3 separate regions of the Mus musculus genome follow, and all the other regions are linked to region 1. Evidence: chromatin loops called from intact Hi-C (ENCODE). Cell type or tissue: left cerebral cortex. All regions are shown on one strand. Each heading gives the region's core, and the rest is flanking DNA. Links, peaks and the distances in the headings are about the cores only.

What was found. Hi-C counts contacts between places; a loop is a spot of excess contacts. Peaks named below come from ENCODE experiments on the same cell type or tissue, not always from the same donor. Only the 100,000 strongest peaks of a DNase experiment are listed, where the experiment ranks them.
Region 2: it touches region 1 in a loop (2.5-fold over the local background); 22 of 42 quality-filtered maps call a loop at or near these places.
Region 3: a loop joins it to region 1, with 2.0 times the contacts of the local background. A loop is called at or near these places in 3 of 42 quality-filtered maps.

The regions. Positions count from the first base shown.
Region 1 is chr9:63,834,884-63,840,081 of GRCm38, forward strand. No RefSeq gene overlaps it. Among named protein-coding and RNA genes, the nearest start is that of Gm39359, 42 kb to the left of the region's middle. In left cerebral cortex, for the core only: a CTCF peak has its summit at 2,894; DNase peaks (open chromatin) are centred at 2,838 and 4,699.
Region 2 is chr9:63,647,879-63,653,076 of GRCm38, forward strand. Smad3 (SMAD family member 3) reads right to left here. Exons shown (of 9, transcript NM_016769.4): 8 at 4,603-4,747; 9 at 1-2,507. The coding sequence ends at 2,384. Among named protein-coding and RNA genes, the nearest start is that of Aagab, 48 kb to the left of the region's middle. In left cerebral cortex, for the core only: a CTCF peak has its summit at 2,473 (motif pointing right); DNase peaks (open chromatin) are centred at 651, 810, 1,232, 1,782 and 3 more places; H3K27ac peaks cover 2,913 bases.
Region 3 is chr9:63,777,538-63,782,735 of GRCm38, forward strand. Gm35941 (a long non-coding RNA gene) reads right to left here and starts at 3,214. Exons shown (of 4, transcript XR_870851.2): 1 at 3,039-3,214; 2 at 2,180-2,294. In left cerebral cortex, for the core only: no CTCF peak of the experiment used is centred there; DNase peaks (open chromatin) are centred at 2,602 and 3,158; H3K27ac peaks cover 3,301 bases.

The sequences.
Region 1 (5,198 bases), core at 792-4,791:
TTGTCCAGCTGCTCTAGAACTCGGGGTGCAGGGCTGGACTGCAAAGCTGGGGAACAGCTTTTGTTTGTCCTTCTACTAAAGGGGGTGGAGGGGAGAAGGGAGAGGGGGAGGGGAGAAGGGAGAGAAGGAAGGGAGAAGGGAGAGAGGGAGGGGAGAAGGGGGGTAAGAAGGGAAAGAGGGGGAGGGAGGGGGGAGGGAGGGAGGGAGAGGAGAAGGAAGAGAGGTAGGAGGAAGGGAGAGAGGGAGGGAGAGAGGGAGGGAAGAGATGTAATCTCTCGGCTTCAGAGAGTTCCTCAACAGAGAACATCCCACTTGCCATCATCTCTGGGTCCCTGCTCCATCCCTTCTGCTAAAGCTTAATGGCTGCCGGCAGTAGTCAGTGGTTTGACCAAGGACACCAAGTATCAAGTCATGTTTGTGCACAAACTCATCATAAGGGCATCTCTAGATATCCCCCTAGGAGGAGTGACCTAGGGCCTGTGCCCCTCCTCCTCCCCGCTGTGGCTCCCCTCCTCCATGGCTGATTTCTCTTCCCCTTTGACATTCTTCCTCCCCTCTCCCTCTGGCTCTCCCTCCTCCCTCCTCACTGTGGCTTCCTCCCTCCTGTGCCTTTCTCCCCTCTGTGGCTCTTCTTGACCTGCAACTGCAACAAGACCCTCCCTAGAGAGCCCCCCATTAGGCTGCAGCAGCCACTGGCCAATGGTGTTCCTAGATTAGTGGAACTGAGCTAAGGGAACACTTCTAGGGAGGCCCTGAACTGAGCCGAGAGCTAAGGGAACACTTCTAGGGAGGCCCTGGGTGTCCTCTGTGCGAGCAAGGTTCACTCTTACCATTCAGATCTTCAGACGGTCCTCTCAAAACAGACACTAAGACAAAGTTTGGGGTGTGTCATGAGAGGTCACCCACACTTATAAGTGGAAGAAAAAGGAAGGGGGTAGGCAGAGACCAGTGAAGACCCAGCAAACAGAGAGGAAATCTCAACCCAGGATCATCTGAGCATCCCAGACGGCCAAGCAATGGGTGAGCCCAGGCTGGCCCCTGCGGCTAATGTAGACATTAAGGTACTGCCAACCAAAGCAAGTACCTGCCACCCACGTGCTAACAGCACCCTGGAGGGCAATGGTGGGCAGCTCCACGTTCTAAGAATGTGATTGAGCCCTTTCGTCTCTTGATTTCCACAGCCACTGTGGGGGCAGTTTCTAGATTCGGTTACCTGAGGTGGGTAGACACACCTTGAAAGCCTTTCCATGGGCTTGATCCCAGACTGAGTCAAAAGGCCAGAACGAACTGAGTACCAGCGTGCATCTCTCTCTGTGCCCCGACTATGCATGCCACGTGACCCTCCTGTAACCACGCCTACCCCGCCAGGATAGGCTGTCTCTTTAAACTGTGAGGCAAAACAAACCCGTCTTAAGTTGCCTTTGCCAAGCATCTCATCACAGCAAGGAGAAAAGGCATCTGATTCCCTCCCTGTGCTCCAGAGGCTGGGCTGGACGTCAGGATGGCTTCTGGACAGAGACAGGTTCTGTTCTGTGCGGTGGTCCTGTCTCCAGCCTTCTCCATCCCAACTGTTATCTACAAAGTGCTGCTGGCCCTTACCCTCCTCCAATGATGGTAGCAGGAGAAACTACACCTTTTACCCTTCCTGGGGAGTCCTGGGGAATCTCTTCAGCCTAGGAGCGTTCAGGAGGATCCTAGCTGGATGGGTAAGAGGGGGCTGCAAAGGGAAACAGGACTTGAAAGAGCAGAGAGGGCTTCAGTAGCTCCAAGGACCTCAGGGAATGTCCTCCAAGAAATTTCATGCTCCAGCGAGAACCCATAAAATCAAAGATGTGTTTCCATGTATAGTGATTTATGTAGAACAAGCAGAAAAGGCTTTCCCCATTAATCACAGGGTGTGAGGCAGCTGATGTGCACTGTACAGAGCTCTGAGGGTTATGGCTGGTTTAAACGTAGATTCGACAGCATACACCCTTCAGTTCAGTTTTTGAGACCCTCCCTGGGCAGGGGGCCAAACATGGCTGTCACCATCCACCTTCCAGCGTGGTATCCCTCATTCCTTCCTCACACATCACCAAGACAGCCCAGCCTCAAACACAGAATTAATGCAAGTCTTGGGAAAACAGAGCTGTGGTCAAGACCATAGCAAACAGGTCTAGGCTGCTTCCAGCCAGTCTCAGCAGGCTCAAATCACTTCTGACCAAGTCAAACCAGTTCTAGTGAATTCCAGGATTGACCAGATCAGGATGTAACCAGCTCTAACGTGTTCTGACTGATCCCAGAGATATATACTGTTTAAAGGAGATTGTGACCAGTTCCAACTGGTTTGGGCTAAATCTAACTGGACCAGACCAGTTCTGCCCAAAGCAAAACAAAGCTAATTTAAGTAACTCCAAGCTAGTTCCAACCTGGCCAGCTCCTTCCTCCTCTGAAAATGTTCTCATTAAGAACCTGCTCAGGAAGTGGGGCCCCACCTGCCTCTTTTGAGGGGAGACATCTTATGTATGCCGAGTTCTGAGGCTATGCAGAGCTGGAGCCGGATGCTTAATTAATAACTCAGCTACAGTTTACCAAGAGGAAGCCAAGCAGTCCCTGCTCTAAGCTTTCTCCACCTTTACTTTGCAGGAGTCAGTCTCTCACTGAACCTAGAGCTTGCCAGTTTGTTAGCCAGCAAGCCCCAGATACCTGCGTCTCGAAGGCACTGGGATTACAAGTATTGGTCTCCACATCAGGCTTTTATGTGGGTGCTAAGGTTCAAAATGAGGACTTGTGAAGCATTTAACAACTGGGCCATCTGCTCTGCCCCTACCAAGTGTCTTTGTGCATCCTGGTTCCTGTGACGTTAGACAATCAGCCTAGAAAAGCTATTGCCCATTGGGCCTGGAGATAGCTCCCTCCAGAGGCTGAGTGGGCTCAGGAAGCTGTTCTGTGGCCTCTGCTTCTCCCCTTTGGGCCTCAGTGTCCTCTTCAGGGTTCAATAAAGCATCCAAGTCACCCAAGATAATAATGACCGATGACAATAATGTCCAAGCCCTTAGGACGGCATTGTAACCCACACGAGCACACAGAATATTTCCGGTCTTTCCCCAGGTTTTCAGTTTTTTGTTTTGTTGTTGTTGTTGCTGCTGCTGCTGCTGCTGCTGCTGCTGCTGCTGCTGCTGCTGCTGCTGCTGCTGTTGTCTGGTTAGAATCCCCCTGTGTAGATCAAGCAGGCCTCTAACTTTTGAGTTTTTCCTGCCTTTGCCAACTAAGCTGTTTTAGGTGACTGACAGACAGGAGCCACCGTATCTCCTCCCCTTCCTTCCTTCCTTCCTTCCTTCCTTCCTTCCTTCCTTCCTTCCTTCCTTCCTTCCTTCTTTCCTTCCTTCCTTCCTTCCTTCCTTCCTTCCTTCCTTTCTCTTTCTTTAGACTATTATAACTGTTCTTTCTCTTGTGGTGTGATTAGAACTATCCTCACACAGATGGAAAACTGTGGCGTCTGGTCCTGACTCCCAGCCTCCTTGACTCTGGAAGTGAGCTGAGAGCTGGATCCCAGCATCCTCTTTGCTGCCAGGTGAGACCTCAGGACTGTCCTGGGCTTGGCTGGCCCATGGCTCCTGGGACTCTGTCTCTGCTAAGTGGCTTCCTGATGCAGGGTGATGGAGAACTCCCAGGTCAGAGGAAAGCAATGGAATACTGCCTCATCTATCAAAGCAGACCACGTGAAGGCTGGGGTTCCTTGGCCTGAAGGAACCGTGGTGTGAAAAGCTGAAGGTTCTCTGGGGATGGCGTCTCTGCCCCTCTAGGCCTCCATACAGGGAGGGAAACAAGTGGAAATGGGGTGAACAACTCTCTGTGGGGTTCTCAGAGAGTCTTTGGGCCTCTTGTCTATGCCCCTTCTGAAGTGGGGAAGGGACAGCGGAGATAGCCAGGATTCTGAGACTGGTTTGGAAGGCACCTCACCCTGATGTGGAGGCTGGACCGAGTCAGCCTCTCTCTCCTTCCCTTCCCATATTACATACATATATACCACTAAACACTTAAAAAACTGGCAAATTCTACCAATCACTGTTGGTTAAGGGCTCATTGTGTTCTGAGCTTTTGCCTGCATTAGGTCACTCTCTGTCCTAACCCTGTGGAAATGTCCTGACTTCGGGCTCCTCTCCCCGAGGAAGAGGCCAGTTCACAGGCAGGTTAGGGCTGAGCCACACATCTGTGAGTCACACAGTTGACTTCCACTTCAAATGGCAATCTTTAATCGATTGGTAGTGGCTGCCTGTAGGGCAATATTGAAATCTGGAAGCCTCCCTCAGATGAACTAGAAAGAGTGCTATGATTGATTAATGATGCCTGCCAGCAGAGGCACAGGGAAGGGTGGCTTGCATGCTGCCTATATGCTATCTGTTCCTAAGACTGTGGGCCCCAGGGTGAGTTCTTCTGTCTTCCCACGTTGACAGAACAGGGGTAGAGAAAGTGCTCAGCTCTTAAAGGCTAAGGCTGACAACCAAAATGCCAGGAATTCAGTTCCCAAGATGACAGAAAACCCACCAGGAACAGCAAAATCATGACTACAGGATTGTTTTTGCAGTCTACCAACACAACACAAGTGGAAGGGACTGTTCCCACAGTTGTGCTTGCAGGGGTTAGTCATCCTCACCCTGATGCGCAGCTCTCCCTCCATAGCTCTCACCTGCCAAGTGCCCCCCGGCACGCTGACTAAGGCAGGCTGAGTCACACGGGGCCGCACGGGGGCTGGCTGGGGTAGCATGCGGAGGCACAGAGTCCTTCCTAACTGTAGACAGTGAATCACCGCATCACTTAGCACCAGGACCGCTCTATCCATGGTACCCCACACACTCAATTGCCTGAACCCTCTTAGTTCTCTGGACTCCACTGTGCCTCGTTAGCTGGAGTGAGATACTCCTGTTCGTACCTGTGGATGGCATGGCCTCCCTTCTCCCCTCCCACCCCACCCCAACTGGAAGAATCCTGAACTTCAAGGGCCTGGCAGGCCCAAACCCATAGGAACTTTCTTTTCAGGGGTGGGGATGAGATTAGGGTCAGGGAGGTGTCTAGGAAAACCGGAGATTAGATTCCGACTCCCAGGACCCAGATTAGGACCTTGGCTTTTCACTTATAGTTTGGAAGAGCTTGTCCAAGCTACTTAATCTCTCTGTGCCTCGTTTTCCTTGTCCCCTGAATGGGAGGAGATCATCTCT
Region 2 (5,198 bases), core at 634-4,633, 190 kb before region 1:
AGGCTTGATGCAATACATTTAGGGGAAAAAAAAAGCACACTCAGGTCAGTGGAGAAGTCTGCCAGCAGCCTTGCCCGCCTTGTGTCCTTCCCAAGAGAGGCCCTGCTCTCCAGTCTAGGCTTTCTTCAAAATGCCAGGTATCTCTACAGTTGGTCTGGAAGGTAGCCAGCTGCCATGGCAGGCCAGCACAGGACTCTAACCCACGTGGCTGGGGCTACCTGAACCAGCAGGAAGGAGGGGCAGCAGAGGAGAAGGGGTAAAGAGCCAACTTCTCAGGAGTGCTGAAGACAAAGGCCTCTGCCTGGGGGTCGGTGTCAGTGGGCACCCAGGGCTGGAACAGCACATGTAGTCAGGCCACACCCACTGCTGCACTGTCATCTTCTCGATCCTCAACTCCTCTTTAAAAGTAGAGATGCTGTTCATACGAAAAGGAGAACTGATTTGGGAGGGCACTTTGATTACACGTACCCAAATGACCTGTGTTCTCCATCATGGTGTGACCTTTCCTAGACTCCAAGCCTTTGACTCTCAGGGATGCCAAGAGTAGACCTGCCTAGAATTTTCTCCTACAGCATTCTCCAGCAACTGGCCAATAACATGAAGGGGTGTACTCCCACTGTGTGCCTCCAGAAGCCGCCATCTGCTCTGAGCAGTGCCGGTTCCCTCTACTTTCCAGTTGCAGCAGAATAGACTGTCCCTAGCCACCTGGAGGATAGCTGGGGAAGGGGCACAGGAAGCCCCTAGGAAACCGGACAGCAAGTGACATAAACCCCTGCTGATAACAGAGGACCATGAATGCTTCCCTAGGAGCCACAGCAGAGCGTTGGTGTGTTCTGACTCAGAGCATGCGTGACAGGCAGCCAGGCAGTTCCGAGGACTCGTGTGTCTGAAGCAGCAGTCCACAGACCATCTCAGGTACGGCACAATGTTCACGCCCATGGTCTGTGCCCTTTCAGAGAACCTGAGGGGTTCAGAATTGTATCAACGGAGACTCACACAGGCATCTGTGTCTCAAGGAGGATCAGCATGCCCAGCTGGAAATATGCCACAGGCTCCTGCAGGAGGGGCACCAGGATGTGCTCCAAGAGTCTGGGGGCATCAGAAGATTTATCACATTGGAGGGTACACTTTCTTCCCCTCTGTAGCAGGACAGGACTTCCATGGGAAATCCATGCAGAAACATGGGCTCGTCTTTTCACAACAGAAGCAGCAGCCAAGAAGCGAGTACCAGTTGCAGGTGGCGATCCTGTGTACCCTGTTCTAAAACAGCCAAGAAAGGGACTTTTTTCCAGTTGAAATAATTTACACTCGTTTTCTCTGTAATTGCCGCTGGGAACAGTGCTCATTACACAGTGTCACAGTTTGCTGTGGCAATCCTTTACCATAGCTAGGTAATCCTACATCCCAGGGTGAAGATGACAGAGCGCTCTGCACCAAGCCTGCAATTTTCCAAGGTGTAAAAAAATTTTAATAGCCCTTTTCATTTGCCCATGTCAGCCTGGGATGTCTTACCTCCTGGTGAATTGGCTTCTATAACTCTCAGCTTCCAAACCTCAGGGCAAGAAGCAGTGGCAGGGTCCATTGTGGTTTTCCAGCCAACATACGTACCCAGGATTGTTTTTTATCAAACAGAGGACATTTCAAAGAGCCTATGCTAGGTGAATTCATTGATGCAACTTGTCTCCATAAACCAACACAGCCTATACATCAGGGTTGTGGTGCCAGCTCCCAGAGATGCATTCATTCGGTGTGGTGCCACCTCACCCAGGACACATACTCCACGAGTGCCCTTGCTGCTTCCTGTGAACACTCTGAGACTGATGTGATATTAGGAACTGTACATCACCTATACGCTGACCTTCAGCGGATCCTTCCAAGGAAGAATGGGTTCTCCCCAGCTCTACCCTCCGGCGTGTTCCCGTCTCTCTGCATCCTAGGGGTAGGGGGGAGTACCTATGTAGGCCATCCAGTTTGACAGGTACACCCTCTCTGAGAGTGGTGGGACAGGGCATGCTCCATTACAACTTCTCCAAAGGTAAACTCCATACTCCAGCCATGGAGAAAGGCACTTTCCTTTTGGACTGTGACATCCCAGACCTCTGTCATTAAACAAGGAGTCAGGTGGCGATACACCACCTGTTAGTTCAAGCCACCAGAACAGAAGCCATCACTTGGCCTTCAGACAGGGGCACGTGTATGTAGCAGACACAGCTGTTCATAAATCCATCCCTGGGGTTTTCTTCTGTGGTCTCAGAAACAGGCTGGTGCCTTAGTTGAGTGGAATCGGTGTTCTTTGACAAGACCAAGTTGGATGGAGTTCTCTTCCAAGGTCATTTTCCCCAAGCCCGCCCTCCCCAACCCGCTCCCTTTACTCCTAGTGTCTCTAAGACACACTGGAACAGCGGATGCTCGGGGAACCCATCTGGGTGAGGACCTTGTCAAGCCACTGCAAGGGTCCATTCAGGTGTAGCTCAATCCAGCAGGGGGTGCTGGTCACTGTCTGTCTCCTGGAAGAAGAGGGAAGAGGTGAGAGATTAAAATGTTGAGGACACACACAAGTTGAGTTACCACACTGCTTTCTGCTACCCCGAGACAGAGATCTCTCTTTGTGCTAGATAGGTAAATAGTGCCTAGAGGTGGTACTAGCAAATGTGGCTGAACCAGACCAGTCCTCCTGGGAGGGCTTTGTGTAAGTCGGGTTCTGCTGGAGGGAGAGGACCTCAAAGATTTAAAGAAGGTCGGTTTCCAGGAACCGGGAGAAGCCCCCATGTAGAACCTCCTGCCTGAGTTAAGGTCTCCCTGGTTCCTAGCTTAGCCACTGGGTAGGTGCCTGCAGCCCCCTTCCAGATTTGGGCCAGCCCCGCAGCTGTCATGACATGCCTGTCTGATGGAGGGCGTTTTACAAAGCACTGACAGGGCCACATGCTTCAAGTCCCAGGGTGCTGCTATAATCCCATCTACGGCTTATTTTGGAAAATATTACCAGCAGAGCTAGCCGGGGAACAATTACTGGAAAAACCAAGGCACACCACACATTTCTTTTCCCTCAAAGCACTTTGTCTAAATTCAGACTGCTTGGTGACGCAGCTCACAGGCAAGCTCCCAGAAGCCTCCACCGAGCAAAGGCTATCTGCTGTGGCGACATACGGGTGCCAGCTGGAGGTGAGGCCTAGGCTGCAGGCCCGCTTACAGCTGCTTTAAAGAACCAGCCTGAAACCTTACTCTGTTTGGCCCACAATGCAGGAGGGCATGGCTGTTCTGGGAAGGGGCCGCACCCGCCACTAGGCTGCCTGCCGTGCTATGCTGCCAGGCGGCAGTGACGCAGTAAGCCGGGTAGGACGGGGTGTGCTGGCAGGGTTTCCTCCGTGGTGATACAGTGCCCTAGAGAGGGGCTTCTGCCAATCTTTGAAGATGGGCGGCCCTGGTGCTGTACCACTTTTGGGGCCATCATCCCGAGGCTAACCCTCCCTCAAGCCTCAAGTGCTTTGCTTGAACAGTTCGGGAGGTTCACAGCCTGGGCCCCCTGCCTGAAGGCAAGCAGGCCTCCCAGTTCTTTTCCTTCGGGGTTTGTGCGTTAAAGAATTAATTTTCTAACCTTTCACTCTGATTCCCTAAATGATCTAAATCCTGGGCTAAAAGGTTGGCTCAGGCATCTGCCCAGCCAGACCTTTGGGCCGGGTCACCACAGCATGGCTGGGAGTTATTCTGCAGTCTGAGCTGTTGGTGACCCTCCCTGGATCTCAGATTCAAAGGCCCAGGGTACTTTGCTCACTGGCACCATGGGGCATCCGTGAAAGAGCAACAGCTCTGAAACCTAGACAGCGAGGTTAGATTTTACAGACCTCCGTCCTCTGCTGAGAATCTGACTTTCCATAAGTCATGCTCATCGGGGTTTCATTACAAACGGTGGCCCGGAGCCAATATTGAAATGGGTTTGGCTGGGGTGCAGAATGACTGCAAAACAAAACCGATTCCAAACATCTGGAAAAATGAAGAGAAGGGGCGAGGAACTTGCAAGGCGCTGGCTGCAGCTGACGTGTGGGTACCTCTGTGCGGCTCCACTCTGGGGGCCAGGGAGGAGGCATGGAGCAGAAGGGCATGTGGCCCTGCCTCCCAGACCTCTCCTGTCCAGCATGGGAAAAGGAGACTGCCTTCTCATTAAACTGAGTCTAGACAGCCTGAGGGGCCTCAACCAAGCAGACCAGGTAGACCTTGCTATTACTGGTGCCATGTTTAAAGTGCTAACTGGCATTCTTTAAATGAAAATATATACATGAATTAGCTGTTCTCTATAAAACACTCAAATCTCCTTCCTTGTCAGGGAAGACAGTCATCCTGAGAATCCATCCCAAGGAAATTGAGGACACAGCAGCCCAGGAGAGGCCAAGTCTGGACCTGTCTTTTCCACCTGACTCTCCATAAGCTTTTAGCCTCCATATCTCTACAAGAATAATGCCAGCGTCCCCACAGTGGGCCTAGAAATGCTGATGGTGCTTGAGAGCTGCTGAGCACTAGACTAAGGCTGTGACGCTATCCTTGGCTGTCATGCCTTGCCTAGAGCTGGCTCCCTCTACCACCACTAAAGGCAGCTTAGGCACTGACCTGTACTCTGCTCCCCAGCCTTTGACGAAGCTCATACGGATGGTGCACATGCGCGTCAGCTGGTAGACAGCCTCAAAGCCCTGGTTGACAGACTGAGCTAGGAGGGCAGCAAATTCCTGGTTGTTGAAGATCTTCAGGTTGCAGCCTGCCAACCATAGACAAGTCAGATAAGCCAATCCCAGGACCACCCGAACAGTTGGATTCACACACCTCAAGTGGCATACTACGGTCCCACCCAGTGGCTATCTGCTCTGAGCTCATCACCATGCAAGGATAGGCCTTCTCTATTACTACACTTGATCTGCACACCCTTAGCAGGGAGATGCATGTGCAAGGGATGCTACAGGCCGGCCTATAGGAGCCACCTCCAGATGCTGGGATGCCAAGAAGGAAGCTTGGAAGTGGGCTCAGGTGATACAGGTATGGCCTGGAGAGGCTGAGGCAGAACCCTAGGCTTCAGAGAGGCAGGGCACCTGAGCTTGGTTTCCAATACCTTGTGTGGTAGCCACCTGGGGACAGGTGCTCCTGCATTGCTACAGTAGCAGGGCATATGGCAATGAGGTGGGCATGGGACCTGCTAACATAGGGATGCTCTG
Region 3 (5,198 bases), core at 634-4,633, 58 kb before region 1:
ACACACACTCGACATAGGAATAGACACTATTAAGTTCTTGATTGAACATCACTTTCATAGGCTGACAATACAGCCCAGAGGGTAAGGGCGCTTGCTACTACTCCAGAAAACTCGAGTTTGGTCCCTGAAATAGGATAGAAAGAGAGAACCAGCTCCTGCAAGTAACCCTCTGCTCCACATGTGTGCTGTGCCCACATGCACACACACATGCACACACACATATGCACACACATGCACGCACACATGCATGTACATACACAAAAATAAAGACTGCCTCCATGAGAGTGTGCTATGTGGGTTAAGAAATTCCTTTACACAGACGAAGCCTATGGACCAGACAGACTTAACTTGACTTTCGTGTATACAGACTAGGAAAGGATCCTTCCAGAAGCCCCACGTGGATAATGAGAGAGCACACCCATGTTCCCATGAAATAAGAGAAGGGGTGTGGCTGAGGCAGAAGGTCCAGTCATGTCAGAACAGAGGAGAAAGAATAGGGCCAGCCTGGTAGGGTAGAGTTGGATGGTCTAGTGGACAGTCTAGGAATCCGGTCCAAATTCTCCCTCTACCACCAGCTAGCCTTGTGCCCTTGGGGGACAACACTCAACCTTTCCCGTCTCAGCTTTTCTTTTTGAATAGAGAGAAATGGTCTGACCCATGCATAAAAGCTGCCTGGTGTGGCAGGTGCTGCTTAACATAATTTTTAGTCCCTCGACTAAAAGGGACACAAGATGTCCCTTTTAGTAAAAGGGGCACAGTGAGTGCTCACTGACTCCACCTCAGCAGACACTGCAAGAGCCCAGAATAACACAATGGGTGCCAAGTGCCTCCATGTTCAAAAGTAAGGGCTAGGTATTCAGTGTGGGGTGAGCACATCCCGCCAGCACTTCCGGGATAACAAAGACAGGAATGTAAAGAAGATAGTGATGGGAAATCTTTGAAAGACTTGGGAAGTGTGTGGCAGGGTCCCTGGACACCCAAAGAGAAGGGAAAAGGCCTTCAAAGGCTCCTCAGAGAGCTGCTGTGTGACCCCAGAATCCGTGAGACACAAAGATTATCTGGCTCATGTCTAGACCAGCTGGAGCAGGATCTGGGGCTACCCCAGAAGGAAGGGCACTATAGCTGCCCCATGGAGGAATGGTTTGCTAAGGAATCCTGGACTAAATTATATTACTTATGACCCCTGGGGGTAGCGTAAGCCTAGGGAGGCTACAAGCAGTAAGGGAGAGGCAGCTATAGAGGGCACAGCAGCTAGGTACGTAGAAAGAAGCTGTACCCCAGGGAACGCCCGTGCACCTTGAGTCAGTGTGTTTCCTGTGCCAGGAATGACCAACCTATAGTAGTGTGTGCCATGTTCCTCGTGAGCACAGGTTATGCTGCTTCCTGGGCAGCACTGGGCCTCCTCTCAGTCCAAGTAACACCTTCCACTACCAGGAAGGTTTTACCAAGAGCTGGAAGTCAATGTGGGGATTGGAGACTTCTCTGAAAAACGTTGCTCGGCTTCCAGACTCTGCCCTAGCCCCACTACAGTCTACTGAACACTCCTGTTTGGAACTCCAGCCTGACCTGCGGAAGCAACTGCTCTGTGAAGTCCAGGGATGAGCAGAGGTTGGGAGATTCTTCTCTTGGTTTAGCTTTGAATAAGAGAAGGGAGTTGCTGCTATTGGCATCTTCTATAGAGCAGGCCCTGGTGCCTAGCTAGTGTTTTGTGTGAACCGACCAATATTCCCAAGAACAATCACACTGGGTGGATATTTGTCATTTCCAGTTTACACGGGAGAAGAAAGACGTCCAAAAAGATAAGAATGTAGCCCCACAGCCCCAGAGTGTCCTTGAACTCTCTATGTAGCCAAGACAGACTTTGAACTCCTGGTCCTCCTGTCTCCATCTCTCACGTGCTGGGGTTACAAGTGTGCATTGCCATGCTCAGTTTATATGGTGCTGGGGATTGAACTCAGGGCTTTGTGTCTGCTAAGCAAGCACCCTAGAAGCCGAGCTGCAGCCCCCACCCCACCCCACCCCACCCCACCCCCAGAGATGGTGTCCTCTTATAGCACCATTTCTGACTGGTGGCATACACTGCTGTTGAGTGACGGGGCCAGGCCCATGTGCCTTATTTCTACCCCTTGCAAGCCACGTGCACCTAAAGGGGCTCCTTCTCTGACCTTGGGCTTCTTACCTGCAAGAAAAATGGCCCCTTCTTTGCAATGCTGTGAAGATGACATGTGGCCAGTTGTCAGCATACTATGTGTGTTCAGCAACCTTTCTTTATCTCTGATAATTCTTATCACGACCTAGTGAGAGGACAGAAGAGAAACCCATGATTACCTCACTAGGGAAAGGTGATTAGGGATCCCGAAGTTCAAGGTTAGGTGATGTCCAAAGTCACATGAAGTCCCCAAGGTTGTCCCAGCCCTTGGCCTATAGCTACTTGGAGTACTGACTCCCTCTGAAGTCCCTGTCCACTTCTGGAGCCCTGGACTTGGTGTCTGAGCATGTGCACTCACACACACACACCTCCCAGTGCACACATGGGCTGAGCTGTGTGCAAAGGCGAGGCTGTCTGTGTAGGTGGCTGGAGCTGTAGGCAGGCGGCCAGGAGTGCTCCTTCTGTGTGCTTTGTGCGCTGAGAGCGGCTTGCAGGGGTGGGAAGAGGTGGCTGCTTGGAATAGACAGAAAAGCACAGAAGGCTCTCCAGGCAAAAGCTCGCCCCATATGTCCTTCACTGCTCTGCTCAGTGCTGGAAAGGCCCCTCTGCCCTCGGTGAGGTCCTGCACACACAGGCATGCTAGCTGAAGCATTCTTGAGCTTCTCCTTCCGTTAGCCTGATCCCTACCCCCACGCCAGCACTCCCTACCCACACAGAGTTATTTACTCCCACTGCAAGCTCATGCTCCTCAGGAAGGATAGGGACCCTCTCCCTAACCCCATTTTCAAGTGGAGACCAGTCCACACTGGGCATCTGGACAGCTGCTGGCCTAGACTCCAAGAACAGTCCCATCTGCAAGGCACACAGAGCCGCTTAGAGTAAAAATAACCTGTGGAATCAATTACAACAGCAGCAGCGGCAGCAGCAGCAATTAGGGTGTCCGCAGGGGAATAGAGACACACTGTTTAACTTCATCTCCTTCCTGTTCCAGAAGCATGCGGGACGGTGTGACTAAGACAAACGCGGGTTATGTAACTGGTATTTCTCATCAGAAGCTGCTCCATCCCATCCTCCTTCAAAGAGGAAGAAAAAGAGGAAGGACAAGAAGATGGCCTCTGACTTGCACAAGCCATGGGGAAGAAAATCTAGACTTTTAACGATAGAGATCAAGCTACTCCTCTTGCCTCAGGCAGAACGCTTTTCAGAGGAGAAACAAGGGCCTTGAGTTTGGTGAGCTCTAAAAGACTCCTGGTTTTTATTCTACAAATAACTTTGACTCTAAGATCCTCCGGGGTAGCATAGGGGGCTTGTTTGTGTTTGGGGGACCCCACTGTTCCTTAGCCAGGGTCTGTGTACACAGGTGGTCATTACTGTCTCCCTAAAAGGAATCCATTTACTAATCTCTCCCACGTGAGCAGGCTCAGCCTTTGGTCCTCATGTCCCATCCCCAGGACGTCGCTGGGCACTGGGAGGTGAACAGCTGTGGTAGAAAGAAGGCTGGGTGACTTTCTGAAAAGTGACTGAGCCTCTGAGGTCAATCTAGTGTTTTCCATTGTCAACAGTTGCTCCAAGAACATAAAAACGTCTGCCTCTGGGATATTGTATCTCCTTACTTTTCTCAGTGTGTGACAAAATGCATGTAAAAGCAACTTAAGGAGGGAGGACTTCACTGAGGCCCATGGTCCAGTGTTATAAGTCTCTCCTGGTGGAAAGACACGGTGGCTGGCACTTGGGGCAGTTTGTCACATTGCATCTGCAATCAGGAAGCAGAGATGATTGCCCGTGCTCAGGTCCTAGGCATTTCTTGTTATCTGTCTCACGACCACAGTCCATAGGATGGTGGCCCCCACAGTTAGGGTGGGTCTTCCCACTTCAATTAGCTCACCTAGAAACTCCCTCTGGGACATGGCAAGAGGTGACATCCTAGATGATTCTAGATGCCCATCCAGTTGGCAATCAGCACTAAGCATGGAGGACATCCTTAAGGTGAGGTCTGGAGAAGATGAAATACAAGTTAAACCTGAGGGACATCTAGAATTCCAATAGGTCATCTGAGTAAAAGCTACTCTAAGCTGGTATCAGACGTGGGAGGGAGAAAGCCTGCCAGGGGGAAGGCATTTGTGTTGGGAAGCAAAATGTCACACAGTACTCAATAATAACTACACTATCTCAGGGCCACCTGAGGTAAGGTCTGGAGGCCCGGTGAGATCCAGACTGGTACAGGAGAGGAGGGTGGAGTCTCTCAGAACCTTCTCCTAGGCTAAGGGGTCAGAGTCCCGACACTAAAAAAGCTGGAGAACTGCTAACAGCCCTGAAGGACTAGGGGCCTGAAGTCCTGGGCAGGAAAATGGCTCAGGTCCATCACGGAGGGGACAGGATTATAACTCATATCATTTCAAGACCCAAGTTTACTTCCAGGATGTAAAGTTCTGTCACGTGGCAGGCAGATGTTGTCAAGACCCTGCCCCAGCTCAGCACATGCCCCAAACTTCCCAGCATACTGGCCAGCAGAGGGCCAAGCACAGTGTGCCCACTAATGCCCTAGGGATTAGCCCCTGGCCAATGAGCAGAGAAGATCTGGGAGGCCAACGTCCAGGAGAGGGAAACACTGGGTGTGCTTGGGTGTGTCCCCCAGCCAGATGGAGCCACACTTCCCCTATGGTGACCTGATGGATGTTCCATCTTCATGGCTTCCTTCCTACCTCTGCCTCATCCCCACCTTTCAACCCCAGCTCCTGGGGCCTCCTAAAGCCGTTGCTTCAGTTTGTCCCTCACCTTGGGACCAACTTCTGGGAAACTCAAGCTAAGAGAATTAATAGACTTCCCTCAGGATATGGCTGGAGAAACTGAGGCCCAGAGAGAATATGATTGCTTTTAGTCACCAAATAGCTGGCTAAGTCCCAGGAGATAGATCTCAAGTGATCGGTTCCTTCTCAGTGTCTCCTTACTTTTCTCAGTGTGTGACAAAATGCATGTAAAAGCAACTTAAGGAGGGAGGAGTTCACTGAGGCCCATGGTCCAGTGTTACAAGTCTCTCGTGGTGGAAAGA